Regions from separate parts of the Homo sapiens genome. Here region 1 is linked to region 2. The links are chromatin contacts, found by Hi-C in ENCODE. All regions are on one chromosome and are shown on one strand. Each heading gives the region's core, a stretch centred on a gene start or an enhancer-like site at or near the end of the contact. The rest is flanking DNA. Distances are from core to core; before and after follow the strand shown.

The links. A loop is a pair of places that touch in the nucleus more often than their neighbours do. Pooled maps may share reads with other maps.
Region 1: a loop to region 2 is called in a pooled map, with 4 times the contacts of the local background. The contact joins the promoter of ALDH2 here to the promoter of MYL2 in region 2. A Hi-C loop is called at or near these places in 2 of 37 single-sample maps with no recorded cell type and 4 of 50 pooled maps.

Annotation. Positions count from the first base shown.
Region 1 is chr12:111,765,666-111,770,099 of GRCh38, forward strand. ALDH2 (aldehyde dehydrogenase 2 family member) reads left to right here and starts at 1,268. Exons shown (of 13, transcript NM_000690.4): 1 at 1,268-1,431. The coding sequence starts at 1,318. RefSeq lists an enhancer at 727-1,496 and a silencer at 956-1,275.
Region 2 is chr12:110,919,329-110,923,817 of GRCh38, forward strand. It overlaps MYL2 (myosin light chain 2), which reads right to left and starts at 1,251. Exons shown (of 7, transcript NM_000432.4): 1 at 1,199-1,251. The coding sequence starts at 1,201. RefSeq lists an enhancer at 1-2,059.

The sequences.
Region 1 (4,434 bases), core at 18-2,517, 850 kb after region 2:
AAAGCAAGGCGCCATTGGGAAGGGGAAGTGGGGCCTGCATGGCTGAATTCAGAGAAGGAAGGGAGTCTTGGTTATCAGATTATCTCTGCAGCTGATCTCCAAACCTATTTCCCTTCTTCCTGGCACAGGGGCCACTCATTTCCCAGACTCTTTTGCATGGAGGCATGGTTGTGTGATTGAAATCCAGCCAGGCGAGCAGGCTCAGCCCACAGAAACCTCCCATGGGCCACCCCCATGCCTTTTCTTCCTCTGGTTTGTGTGGAATGGTGCTGAGCCCCCAGGGCGACTTTGGTGGAATCTGGTGTTGAAATCAGAGTCCCACCGCCGGGCGCGGTGGCTCACGCCTGTAATCCCAGCACTTTGGGAGGCCGAGGCAGGCGGATCATGAGGTGAGGAGATCGAGACCATCCTGGCTAACACGGTGAAACCCCGTCTCTACTGAAAATACAAAAAATTAGCCGGGCGTGGTGGCAGGCGCCTGTGGTCCCAGCTACTCCGGAGGCGGAGGCAGGAGACTGGTGTGAACCCGGGAGGCAGAGCTTGCAGTGAGCCGAGATCGTGCCACTGCACTCCAGCCTAGGCGACACAGTGAGACTCCGTCTCAAAAAAAAAAAAAAAAAAAAGAATAAGCAAATCATGCAAATCATCCTGTTCTAAACTCTGAACCGCTGCTTCCAAGACCGTCCCTGCCCTTGCCCTGGCCGCCTCTCTCCTTGTTAACTGGGCTCCATTCATTCTTTCCATTTCTCTAACACGTGCCAGGTGGTCTCATCTCCTGGCCTTTGCCCTTGCTGTTCCCTGTCATCATTCAGGTCTCACTTGTCATTTCCTGACCATGGTACTTATAAAAGCAGTGCCGTCTGCCCCATCCATGTCACCTCGTTCATCTCCTTCACCTCCGAAATGATCTCGCTTTTGGGTTTACGGCCGGTCTCTTCACCTGGAGCATCAGCCGGGAAGGTCAGGGTCGCCCTGGCTCGGGCCTGTTCACATTGGGGTCAAAGGCACACATTGGGGGCTCAACCAAGGCGAGCTGCGTTCGCGGGGCCGGGTCTTTCCGCACAGGCGGAGGGCGGTGGCGGGCGCGGAGGCGTCGCGCGAGCCAGGGGGCAGCCACGGGCCGGGGGTACCTAGCGCCACCCGCTTCGCTTGCATCAGCTGCGCGCCCCATCCCGAGGAATGGTAGAGGCAGCCCCGCCCCCGGCCCGCCCCCGCCTTTCCATTGGCTGCCGCGCGGGGCGGGGAGCGGGGTCGGCTCAGTGGCCCTGAGACCCTAGCTCTGCTCTCGGTCCGCTCGCTGTCCGCTAGCCCGCTGCGATGTTGCGCGCTGCCGCCCGCTTCGGGCCCCGCCTGGGCCGCCGCCTCTTGTCAGCCGCCGCCACCCAGGCCGTGCCTGCCCCCAACCAGCAGCCCGAGGTCTTCTGCAACCAGGTGAGCCCACCGGCCGGGCTCGCGCTTTGTTTTCCGGCCCGAGTCCCCCGCAGGCCCCTAGGAAGGCCCCGCGCCGCCGTGGGCCTTAGTGTACTCATCTGGGGCTCGAGGGGTTTGCAGAGGCTGACCTGGAAGCACATCTGCCCCCTCCTCTCCTGCAAGCATTTTAGCCCCTTCGCCGCCTCTGACAGTCCCCGTCCCATTTCCCCGTGACTTGGGCCCCCTCTCCGTCTTCGCCCAGCCTCGGTCTGTTTTCCAGGGCCAACTCTCGGGGTTCCGTTCTCCCCATGGTCCTTGCTTTCGGGTCTCCGCAGGGTCCCCACCCTCACCCACTCAGAAGACGCGACCAAGTCCCTCTTTGCAGGAACTTTCCTGTCTTTTCCTTAGTCATCCCCTTTACCCCCTGACTCATGCCCTCATCCAAGGAGTTCAAAAGGAAAAACCAGGAAAGAGGTGATTTGCAGCCACGTTCTCCAGTTCACCATGGGCGAGGCCACGCTCGGCTGCTTCCATTGCTGGGAGTAGGGAATCCTGGAGGACCTTCGGCCCCAGGGGGCCGACCCCAAGGGGTGTCTGCGGCTTCCAACGCCGGCTTCGACCAAACCAAGGAGGAGCTTTCCAGGATAAAACTGATTCCTGTGGTCCATTTATTGATTGCTCAATCAGTAATACTTTGGAATATTTTTTGTTTTGATCTTTGAGTTTGGTTAAAGTTCTAGACTTCACAGAGGCTGAAATTGGTTATGAAAGAGTTTGTTTTGTTTGTGCCAGTGCATGTTGGCTGCCTTCTCTGACTTAAGCTTTTTCTCCTATAAATGGAAAGGCGCTCTGAGGGTTAGGTTCACACAGGCCCTCATCAACCAGTCACTTCATAGTTAATCACAGCTCCTGTCCTGTCTGCACAGCCTTTGTGCAGCACTGTTCTAAGCGTCTACCTGTTTTGCAATTTAAGGTAATTTTTACAACAGCCTCAGTAGGAAGGGACTGTAATTCTCCATTTTACAGATGAAGAGACTGAGTCACAAAGAGGTTTAGTGACTCACCTAAAGACCAAAGTCAGTGGCATAGTTGGGGTTCACAGCTGAACTTCCAGGAGTAAGCCCCTAACCAGAACATTCCATGGTATGTTGTGACTCTGGGTGGGAACAAAGGGACCACCGATCCTCTGGGACTATTGCTGATTTGGGATGCTGTAGAGCTGGCTCCTAGCCAGCTGCTTTCAACAGCACACCTGCTGGTCTGGCCCTGAGTGTGGCTGCAAATCTGGATATAGGTGATGGGTAAAGGCACATGCGTGTGATTTTAGGGGATGTTACAAAGGTCATTTGCAAGGGAATTTTTAAAAGGATAAAATAAAATCTTTTGCATAACACAAGCTAAAAAGGCAGCAGCTATGGCTCCCTTGGCAGCCTGTGCAAGTTCATGCTTGGAAGACTTGAGCATCAAAAGATCTAGCAGAGGCCAGGTGCAGTAGCTCATGCCTGTAAATCCCAGCATTTTGGGAGGCCGAGGTGGGATGATCCGTTGAGCCTAGGATTTCGAGACCAGCCTGGGCAACATAGCAAGACCCTGTCTCTAGTCTCTACTAAAAAAGTAAATTAGTTAGGTGCGGTGGCACATGCCTGTAGTCCCAGCTATATGGGAGGCTGAGGTGGGATGATCCCTTGAGCCTAGGATTTCGAGACCAGCCTGGGCAACATAGCAAGACCCTGTGTCTAGTCTCTACTAAAAAAGTAAATTAGTCAGGTGCGGTGGCACATGCCTGTAGTCCCAGCTATATGGGAGGCCGAGGTGGGAGGATCACTTGAGCCTAGGAGTTCGAGGCTGCAGTGAGCTATGATTGGGCCACTACACTTAGTCTGAGCAACAGAACAAGACCCTGTCTCAGAAATGTCCTCAAGGAACAGCCATCGCCCTAGGAACCCTTCTGGCCACAGGATCTGATTAAAATCTTTATCCTTTATCACATGCAGATGAGGCAGCTGGGTCCAGATATGCACCCAGGCCCATAGGTAACACATCCTGTTCTCCAGATTTACTCTGTGGGTGTAGGCTGGAGGAGCCGAGTCAATTCCCTGTGGCTGCTTTTCTTTATCAGACTTTTTGAGATCATTAAAGTAACACATGCCCACTGTATAAAATTGCAGAGGACTGACTTACAACTCTCTGGACATGGTCAGTCAAGGTGATTCATGCCTGTAATTCCAGCACTTTGGGATGCCAAGGTGGGAAGATCGCTTGAGATTAGATGTAAGGCTGCAGTGAACTATGATTGTGCCACTGCACTCCAGCCTGGGCAATGGAGCAAGAACCCATCTCTTAAAAAATAAATAAATAAATAAACCTCTCTGGATACCCCATTTTACTCCCTCCAAGAGCACTGTGAACAGGTGGGTGTGTCTCTTGTAGACATTTTGTTTGCATTTACAAGTGCCTGCAGCAAGAGAGAGAGAGAGAGAATGCAAGCACACCAGACTTTTTTTTTTTTTTAACATAAATGAGATGCAACCACTTATATTCTGAAGCTCGCCGTCTCACTGAACAATGTACCTGGGTTATCATTCTGAGTACGTTCAGATCTCATTTAACCCTTTCCAAGGACCACAGAGCATTCTACTCTGGTGGCGCCGTGCTGGAACTGGACCTCTTAGAGCCCCCTGGGCTGTTTGCAGTGTGGCCTTATTGCTGACTCAGCAGGGAAGAGGGATGGTGCATACAGCAGTGGACTCTGCACCTCAGCTGCCTCATCTGTAAAATGGGGTAAAATGGCTGGGTGCAGTGGCTCACACCTGTAATCCCAGCATTTTGCAAGACTGAAGCAGGCGGATCACGAGGTCAGGAGTTCGAGACTAGCCTGGCCAACATAGTGAAACCCTGTCTCTACTGAAAATACAAAAATTAGCTGGGCATGGTGGCGCGCACCTGTAATCCCAGCTACTTGGGAGGCTGAGGCAGGAGCATCACTTGAACCTGGGAGGCAGAGGTTGCAGTGAGCCGAGATCA
Region 2 (4,489 bases), core at 1-2,500:
ACTCAGGTCTCCAAACGGTGATGCTGGAGGGAGCAAAGGACATGACATGAAGTTTCTCCAGAGCCCTCTGGTACCAGTGGATCATAAGCGTTTGTGCATCTTGCAGTGGCTCCTTCACCAACTAGGAGAAGCCACAGGTGTGTCCCTGGGGATGGAGGCCACACCTTCAGATCGCCCCTGCAGGATCCAGCCACTTTTGTTCTGATGCATTTCACAAAAAGCTCAGTAATGCACAGAAGGAGAATTGATTGGAGGGAAAGAAAAAGTCAGGCTCACTAAGCCATGATGAATGCCAAGATGAAATGACAGTTCTTCAAGGTGTTAAAACCCAACTGCGCCCCACACCCCACAATTTTCCCTTGCTCCAAATGGCAGCAAAACCTCCTCTCTGAATGCTCCGTCCTTGCACCACATCAATAGGGCAGAGAAGAGCGAGTTGACCTTTCTTCCCCACCCCACTTCTCTCTGACTTTCAATAACAGCAAATGATTCGGTACTCTACATATGTATTATTTAATTCTCATAACCACTCTGTCAAGTGGATACTATTATTATCATCCCCATTTTACAGGAGAGGCAACTGAGGCTCAGAGAGGTTGGGTCACTTGCCCAAGATCACACAGCCACACACACAGAAGGCAGAGCCGGAGTTGAACTTGGGCGTTGAACTTGGGGAGTTGAACTTGGGCATTCTGACTCCAGAGTTCCTGCCTCTAACCACTCTCCCTCCTGTGCTGACCCTGATTTGGGGACTGCCCACTTCAGGAGGGGGACACCTAACCCAACAGCACAGAAAGAAAGGTTTTAAATTTGCAAGTTCAAAAGGTGAAAACAAAAACATTCTTTTTCCCAGCTGCCTGAACAAGAGAAAAGAATTACAATTTGATCCTTAAAAGCATTCAATCCCATTTTGCAAGTCCTGGGAGTTATTGATTCCTCGAGAGGTCAGTAGACAAGCCATAAAAAAGCCAACTCTCTTATTTTGTGTTTGTGAGTCCCCGAGAGCTGCTGTTATTTGTGGCCTATCGGGGCATTGATTGGGGTTCCTCTGTGCCCGCGCAGTCAATGGGGCTTTTTCCACAAGGGGCTGGAGGCTTTGAGGGCCGCCTTCCTCCCCCTCCGCCGTGGTCCCTCGCTTGTAGTGGCTTCCTCTCCTCGCCCACCCGGCATCATCACCTCCTGGAGCCCTTGTACTCACCATGGTGGAAAGGACCCAGCACTGCCTCCCGAGAAGAATTCCACACTCCGCCCAGCTCTCTGCAGCCCAGGAACAATAAATACTTCCTCCCCATGTTTAAAAATAACCCCATGACCGCTTTTGGCAGTCATAGGTGAGGCGGGCACCACCTAAGGCCCCCCCACCCCATGCCGTTCTTCTGAAGTAAGGGTGGCTCACTCGCCACTGGGTGACACGTGAGCCCCCAAAAAGGCATTCAAGGTTAAAGAGGCAGTAGCTGGGTCATGGTCACGGGGAGAGATGCTGCGCGCTCTCTGCGGTGCTTGGGCCGGGGACACTTGTGCTTGTCAATTTTGAGAAAAAAAATGGCAGGGAGAGGAGACTGCTAAAATGCTCTGTTTTATCAGCCTGGATCTGGCCTCAGGGTCTTTGCACCTGTGTGCCCTCTACCTGGAATGTCTTTCTGTCAGTCATCGCACGGCTCCTTCCTTCACCTCCTTCACTGCATCTTTGCTCATATGTCATCTCCTGAGTGAAGCCTCCCCGACCACCATCTTTAAAATAACCATGAAGGCTGGCACTGTGGCTCATGCCTGAAATCCCAGCACGGCGGGAGGCCGAGGCGGGAAGATTGCTTGAGCCTAGGAGTTTGCGACCAGCCTGGGTGACATAGGGAGATGCCTGTCTCTACGCAAAAGAAAAAAAAATAGCTGTGCGTGGTGGTGCATGCCTATAGTCTCAGCTATTCAGGAGGCTGGGACAGGAGGATCACTTGGGCCCGGGAGGTTGAGGCTGTGGTGAGCCACGATCACACCACTGCACTCCAGCCTGGGTGACAGAGCAAGACCCTGTCTCAAAACAAACAAATAACACAGCCACGCACCTCCTGCGCTCCGATCTCCCTTCTTTGTTTCTCTGCACAGCGTGAGGCAGTCCCGAACACTGCCCACAGTGCACTGACTCATTTTCTTCAGCATCTGTGGAGCGTCAGCTCAGAGGGCAGGGATCACTTTAGTTTCCCTCACCACTGACTGTCTCCCCAGCTCCCAGCTCATGATGCACACAGCAGCAGCTCAAAAATAAATATTTGTTGACTGAAGAAATGACAAATCTCATTGACTGAGCACTGGCACGTGCCGGACACTATGTGCTCATGGCTCCCACACATAATTTTCCAGCCACCCTAGAGGGTGGGGACCACCTCATCATCCATGCCCCCATTTTACAGATGCGGAAACAAAAGCTCAGAGAGGCGAAGTGAGCTGCCCAGGGTCACACAGTGATGGAGCTAGGCGTGGACCCCTCTGGAGGCCCCTTTGTCTCCAGAGTCCAGGCTCTTTAAGAGCCTTGAAAACAGCAGCTGCTCTCAGAATGCAAGGTGTCATTATATAATACTTTTACTGAAGACAGCTTTCCTGCTGGGTGCAGTGGCTTATACCTGAAATGCCAGCACTTTGAGAGGCTGAGGCGGGTGGATCACTTGAGTCAGGAGTTCAAGACGACCTTGGCCAACATGATGAAACTTGTCGCTACTAAAAATACAAAAATTAGCCAGGCGTTGTGGCGCGGGCCTGTAGTCCCAGCTACTCAGGAGACTGAGGCAGGAGAATCGCTTGAGGCCGAGAGGCAGAGGTTGCAGTGAGCCGAGATAGCGCCATTGCACTCCAGCCTGGGCGACAGAGTGAGACTCTGACTCAAAAAAAAAAAAAAAAAAAAAAAGGACGGGCATGTTGGCTCACACCTAGCACTTTGGGAGGCCGAGGCGGGTAGATCACCTGAGGTCAGGAGTTCAAGACCAGTCTGGCCAACATGACAGAACCCCATCTCTACTAAAAATACAAAAATTAGCTGGGCGTTGTGGCACATGCCTGTACTCCCAGCTACTTGGGAGGCTAAGGCAGGAGGATTGCTTGAACCCAGGAGGCGGAGGTTGCAGTGAGCCGAGATCGTGCCATTGCACTCCAGCCTGGGCGACAGAGCAAGACTCCATCTCAAAAACAAAGACCAAAAAAACCCCAAACTAAACCAAAACAACAAAAGATGGCCATCTTCCTGTGCCCTTAAAGACAGCCTTGGGATTCAGGGAGCAAGAACTCGGGGCTTGGAATCATTGTGGTTATTTAGTGTCCGTGGGTGGCAGGCCTGAGTGCCAGAGGCCACACCTCTAAGAAGGAGAATGTCCCTCTGCCCTCCCAGTAGTGTGGGTGCGGGGCTGATGGCTGAACCAGCATTCATTCCCCTTCATCGAGCCCAGCGCAAAGCAACAAATTCCCTTCCCTTGAGGTGCGTAAGTGCGAGGGGAAGATGGACAAGGAGAAAGTAAACAAATGCACAACCCAGACAGTTGCAGGCAGTGACGGATCTCATGCAGGGATGAGACAGAGGCATGGCAGTGGCCAGGTGACAGCCTCAGACAGGGGCGCAGGTGGGCTCCTCCAAGCAGAGTCTGCAAAGGGGGCTCCAGGCAGTGGGGACAGCACATACCTCAAGGCAGGGAGAATTTGGAGGCTTTGAGGAACAGAAGGCCCCCTGGGGCTGGAGTTTTCCAGAGCTTAAAAAAAGAAATCACTTTTCTTATTAGGTTTTCCAGAGGGTAAAAGGAGGTGAGACCTGGCAAATGGTAGCTATCACTCACTCCCCTTCTCAGGTGGAAAAATAATCTCAATTTGGGGGCACACAAACCCAAGGACCATTGATGGCTGTGACAAAAAAAGGTGTGGGTTTTTTTCTTCTCTGCAGTCCCACATGGGTTAGAGTTACCCAGGACACTCTTCTGACAGATCTTTAATAACAAAAGATGTGTTCATGTGTGTGTGTAGGCACATGCATGCACAGACAAAAACACGTCTGCACATGCATAGAGGCACACAGACACGTGCATGTACACGCATCCACATATGTGCAGTGCACACATCAAGAGGAGCTTTTCTGTCCAAGGTTCTCTGACAACACCAGAATAAATGTTTCCCTAGCTAATAGGCACACCATAGATTTTCGTTAAAACCCTGTGTGAGCAGTCAGTAGCTCCAACTGGCCAAGTGAAAAGGTTGTTGCAGCCACAGAAGATGTGGAGAGTGTATGATGGGGGGTGGGAAGCCCCGGGGTGGGGATTAGGATGGGCTGGGCCCCCAGAGTCGAGTGGGGGTGTGTGTCCCTGAGGGACACCTGTACAGCCAGGCCTCCAGAAGGGGTACTAGAGGAACCATTCTGGCTGGATAGCAAGAGGGGTTGTCAAATAGGGCACTCACCCTCTCGGGCCTGTTTCCTCACCTGGAAAAGGGAGATCACACACCTCCATAAGGCTGCTGGGAG